Regions from separate parts of the Homo sapiens genome. Here region 1 is linked to region 2. Evidence: read pairs that join two places in POLR2A ChIA-PET (ENCODE). Cell type or tissue: GM12878. All regions are shown on one strand. Each heading gives the region's core, and the rest is flanking DNA. Links, peaks and the distances in the headings are about the cores only.

Region 1 (2,821 bases), core at 317-2,816, 130 kb before region 2:
TGCATTACTTGTTCGGCAACAATTTGGAAACCATCTAAATATTCACCCTAAAGGGAATAGGTAAGTACATGATGGTTCATTTATAAAATGACAATATTCAGCCTTTTAAAATGTTTATGAAGTCTTTAATGAAAAATAAAATGCTGAGTTAAGCATGTTGGCTCATGGTCTGTAATCCCAACTACTCAGGAGGCTGAGGCAAGAGGATCATTTGAGCCCAGGAGTTCAAGACCAGGCTGCACAAAATAGGGAGACTTCATCTCTAAAAAGAGTTTTAAAATTCAACTGGGCATGGGGGTACATGTCTGTAGTCCCAGGTACTTGGGAGGCTGAGGCAGAGGATTGGTTGAGCACAGGAGTTCGAGGCTGCAGTGAGCTATGATTGCACCACCGCACTCCAGTCTGGGTGACAGAGGCAGATCCGTCACTAAAAATAGTAACAGTAATAATAATTTTTTTAAAAATAGATGCTAAAATATAATATTAAGCCAAAATAAGACAGAATTCAAAGTTAAATACACAGCATACTTAGCTATGTAAAATTTTTAAACATTTCATATAAAAAGTATTCCAAAAAAATAGCCAAAAATTATAATAGTAGGTCTCTATAGGTGATGAGATTATGCTTACTGGTTTTCAGGTTTTTTCTCACACTTCCCTGTACGTCCAAGGCTTTGCACATGAGAATAAATTGAAAACAGTATTAAAACGTACTTTAAAAAAATTGATGTTCAGCAAAAGAATCTAGACACCAGACTACCTAAAGTAAGATTCCACTTATATAAGGTACAAAACAGGAAAAACCAAGCTCTGCTATTAGAAGTGAGGACAAGGGTTCCCTGTAGGCTAAAGAGAAAAGAATAGCAGGGAGTATAAAGAGGACTGGGAGCTGCTGGTTACTTAGATATTCTCAGTTTTTGAAAATGAATAATTATATTCACGTATGTGCACTTTTCTGTATGTATATTATAATTTGCTCAAAGTGATTTTAAGAAAAAGTATTATAGTTCTCATCCCAGAAAGAGGCAGAAGTGGATATTTTAAAGATCCTAGAAGTCTTCCTAAAACTATGCCCACAACTAACATTGCCCAATTAATTAATCTATTTTCTTGGTTGAGAACTTAATTCATACCAACAGAACAAGCAACCAAGTTTCTTTTAAAAAGTTCAGGACTTAATATACTAACCAGTCCTCCAGATTCTCACAGATCATACTAAATACCCATAAGAGCATTGAAAGGTTGGCAATGAAATGCCTACTAAACAGGTGTATGCATTAAAGAATTAGGCTACAGAGAGTGCGCCACTGCACTCCAGCGTGGGTGACAAAAAAAAAAAAGGCTATAAATATGACTCATCTACATGTTTCTACTGGTGAAAAAACTCACTGCCATTTCCTTCCTCTTAAGGAAGTAAGGACGCCTTTTATAGCCCTTTCTCGCAGGTGGATGGATGGCTGGAGGAGAAAGAGGACAGTCAAGCAGAAAAGGAAAAGAAAAGTGATGAACCTCAGTGGGGTTTGTCCAATTAAGCCACATCTGAATATAAGTAAGAAAGGATTCCTGAAAAAAAATACATGTGTACCAGCTACTTATACAGAGGTAGTCAATTAAGGACATAGTATAGAAAGCAAACTGCAATGTTAAGAAATAAAAAATAATTTTTAACCAATAGGTATTCTTAACAAAAAGTTGTTAAAATGAGTAAGAGATGTGGCAAATAGAAAATATAATAGGAAGAATGTGCATTCAAAGACAGAAGGGAAAATAAATACTTGGGTGTGCTTTCTTCCCTTCCTCCACTTCCTTGTTTTCACCATCAAGAAACACTGATCCTCCTCCTGAAAAGTCCCCGAGATATAAAACCTTGCTTCCTCAATCTTGAAGCAATGACTCATCTTTTTAGCACAGCTCTCCCCTTTCCTCTTCCCACGATTCAAAGTCCCTTCAATTGAAGGCAGACCAGATTATTTGGCAACTTTAGAAGACAAGCTTTCTTTTCAGGAGTCAGAGCCAAAGGGATTTCCCTGAGGAAAATACTAACAGGAAATGTGCACCAGTAGAAGGAGACTCAGAGACCTGGCCGAATCCTGCCTGCAGGACAGGCCAACTGAGTCACCTGGCTTGGGACTTTGGGAAGATCAGTTAGTTGGTCTGCCTCTCTGTGACCACATCTACAAAATGATAATAAATAACATTGGTGTGCTGCCTACTGCTTACACTTGTGGGAATCCAATAATACAATGGTTGTTTAAAAGTACTCCCTACATTGTACAGCACACAGTGATGAGTTCCTGTTACTATTATTACATCAGGAGTCAGTACTGATAGGTAGTCCACAGGCTCAGATCAGCTGCAGTGTGAAAGATGAACAGAAAAATTAGATACAGTTCCTAGACCAGGGCTCCCAAGCTGAATGCCTTTGATTTAAAATCAGGCTGTCTCCAAACCTTTTGCCCAGCACGGTGGCTCACGCCTGTAATCCCAGCACTTTGGGAGGGCAAGGCAGGCGGATGGCTTGATCTCAGGGTTTGAGACCAGCCCAGGCAATATGATGAAACCCCAGTTCTACAAAAAATAGAAAAATTAGCTGGGTGTGGTGGCGCATGCCTGTAGTTCCAGCTACTAGGGAAGCAGTGGTGGAGGATCGCTTGAAGCCAGGAGGTGGAGGTTGAAGTGAGCCAAGATTGCACCACTGCACGCCAGCCTGGGCAACAGAGTGAGATCACAAAATAAATAAAATAAAATAAAATAAAATCAGGCTGTGACAACTGTCACTCTCTACATGTAGCAGAAACTGATTCATGGGTAAAAATCAGAA
Region 2 (2,821 bases), core at 223-2,722:
GCTTGGTCTCCTCTCTAGTGTTACCTCTTCCATCTAACTTTCATATTACAGCCAGAGTGATGTTTCTAAAACTGAAATCTGGCCCTGGCTAAAATCTGATCATTAATTTGTACATCTTTAATAAGCATCAATTATGTGCCTGTTCTAGGTCTCGAGAATTCAGCAGGGACAAAGTAGAGGGCCCTTGTTTTATCCTTTGAATCTGTAAAAGAAGCTAACCTCATAATGTGACATGAGGGGCACTAGCCCTGCAATGGCGGCAAAATTTCACCATTAGACTTTCATTCTTTGAACAAAGCTGTTTATCTTATTCTAAAATGCAAATGTGCTTGAGCACAGTAAAGCTTTGTCATTCATGGTCATAAACAATTTTGGGTAAATTTATTTATATGATGAGTTCCAATATGACAACCCAAGCTTATCTAGATGAGTTTTGTGGCATCCTTGATAGGGGCTTTTATAGACAGGAAAAATTACTAAGGGGATACTGTGATTTTCTTAAATTAATACTTTATTTATTAAAATTACAAATTTAAATTCCTCATTATTCCTTGAATTTTTAAGTCCAACTCATAAACCTTATTACTTTGTTTATGAATCTGGCAACTTTTAACCATCACTTTTAAGTGGCCTTTTATACTTTAATTGAATTAGTTTAAATATTTAAAAACTTGATTTTTTTTACCCTTTTTGAATACTTCAATTGTGCAACAAAAAAGTTCAAGAACTGTAAGATATCTAAGCCTTTACCCTACCTGGAAACTAACTAATTGACTTGTCAGTGTTTCTTAGATGCTGGCAGAAGACATGAGACTCTTGGATCAGAGACAAAGGGCTTTAATACTCACAGCAATAGCTTTAACCAGAGTGTCATTCTTTTGCATCAGTCCACTTTTTGTTAGGTCTGGAATAGGACCCAAATACAATGTGATGAATAAATTTAATGTGGTACCCTAAATGGGATCCAGGTACAGAAAAGAAAAAAAAGGACATTAAGTAAAAACTAAATAAAGCATGGACTTTAGTTAACAATAATGTATCAATTAATTTAGTTCATTATTTATGACAAATGTACTATACTAATATAAGATTTTAACAATAGGGGAAACCAGGCGTGGGGTATATATATGAGAACTCTCTGTACTATCTTCATAATTATTTTGAAAATTTGAAAATATTCTTAGTTTTTTTAAGTTGAGCAAGTGAAAAATATTAGATAAAACGACAATACATATTGTACTTGAATTTAGAAACATTGTGAAAATTATAGCCAAATGACTGAAGTTTGGGAACACTGGTTTTGAGAATAACAGGGATGGCTGAACTATGCTGAACCCTTGATCCTTCCCACCAGTGTGACAGGAAGATGTGTGATTACACCACAGTACTATCTACCCACAGCTTACAATTTCAGATGGTTATTCCACAGCACTAAGTAGAAGACTCTTTCATGAACCATCCTGAGAATGGGCAGGCACTAACCACCAAAAGCAGAGCTGAAACTTCTCTGAGAGTGAGACATGTCTTTCTTTAGAGGAACTGGGGCTTCTTGGTGGCTGGGTTCTCAGGGGATTTCTTAGTGGAGAGTTACTATAAACATCTAAGCTCTGGTTTACCACAAAGGTTTGGCCCTTCAGACACCTGGTGTCTTTTAGCAGCACCCTCAGCAAACATGAGTCCTTGTCTACAGATAAGACCTCAGGCTCAGAGAATAGGGATTGGAAGCTGAGGATCACACCACTGATGGCCCATTCTCAGGAGCCCTCTACCATCTCTCTTCTCACCCTGTTCACAATCACCTAGGGATTGTAGCACTTGTCCCCCTCCCCAACTTCAACACCCAAGGTCCCAAAGTGATAGACAGAGTGCCAACATTCCTTATCTGTAAAATAGAGGATAACAGGAGAGAGATGGTCTACATCAGCAAGTCTGGAGTTTTAGCCTATGCAATAATTGTCTGGAAGGCTTGTGAAAACACAGGGAACTGGGCCCCACCTCCAGAGTTCCTTTTTCATAGAGTCAGTAATTTGCATTTCTAACAAATCCCAGGTGACACTGATGCTCTGGTTGGGAGCTGCACTTTGAGAACCACTGGTTTAAATGATCTCAGGGGCATCTTTCAACTTTCATAGTCATTAAATCCATGTGTCTCAGACTCATGTGATCATGAGACTCACCCAGAGTCTTGGTTAAATGCACAGATCAGCAGGCCCCACCCCAAACTTTCTGACTCAGAATTACAAGATGAGCAGCCCAGGTGATTCTTATGATCAGAGGAATTTGGGAATCTTTATAATACCAAAAGCCAGCGCACCATCAGTGAATACGGTCTTTGAGCAGGACATGGTGAGAAATTGAGGGCATTCAAACATGGCACACAGGCCCAGGAGAAATGAGTAAAGCTGAAGGAGGGGGTGAGAAGGGATCAACAGGGTCAAAGTTTTGCCCTGACCCTTGCCCATGGCACGCATAGCACTGCAAAAATCATCTCAACCACTGGACATGAGCCTTTGCTACTCCACTGTCCATTAGATGGGGAGGGAAGGAGGCTCAAGGGGATACAAATGGCCAAGGTGATGCTGGGTCAAAGGGCAACTTCAGAAGGTCATAAATGTAACATTCATTGAGTGTTTTGGCCTTAAATTCATTTATATGATGAGTTCTAATATGACAGCAGCCTAAGCTTGTCTATGAGTTTTATGGCATCCTTGACAGTCGCATTTGTACACAAACAGGTCAACCCACGAGCATGGTGTACTGGGAGGGCTGGAAGGGCTAGAATGGCAGTGCCCATCAAAATACAGCTCAAAGACCCCAGTCA

What was found. ChIA-PET counts read pairs that join two places held together with the same protein. Peaks named below come from ENCODE experiments on the same cell type or tissue, not always from the same donor. Only the 100,000 strongest peaks of a DNase experiment are listed, where the experiment ranks them.
Region 1: POLR2A ChIA-PET joins it to region 2 with 10 read pairs; 4 of 35 experiments call an interaction of 5 or more read pairs at or near these places.

The regions. Positions count from the first base shown.
Region 1 is chr6:137,233,221-137,236,041 of GRCh38, reverse strand. No RefSeq gene overlaps it. Among named protein-coding and RNA genes, the nearest start is that of IFNGR1, 15 kb to the right of the region's middle. In GM12878, for the core only: no CTCF peak of the experiment used is centred there; a DNase peak (open chromatin) is centred at 1,364; H3K4me3 peaks cover 869 bases; H3K27ac peaks cover 1,261 bases.
Region 2 is chr6:137,101,938-137,104,758 of GRCh38, reverse strand. No RefSeq gene overlaps it. Among named protein-coding and RNA genes, the nearest start is that of IL20RA, 58 kb to the right of the region's middle. In GM12878, for the core only: no CTCF peak of the experiment used is centred there; DNase peaks (open chromatin) are centred at 1,498 and 2,088; H3K27ac peaks cover 2,365 bases.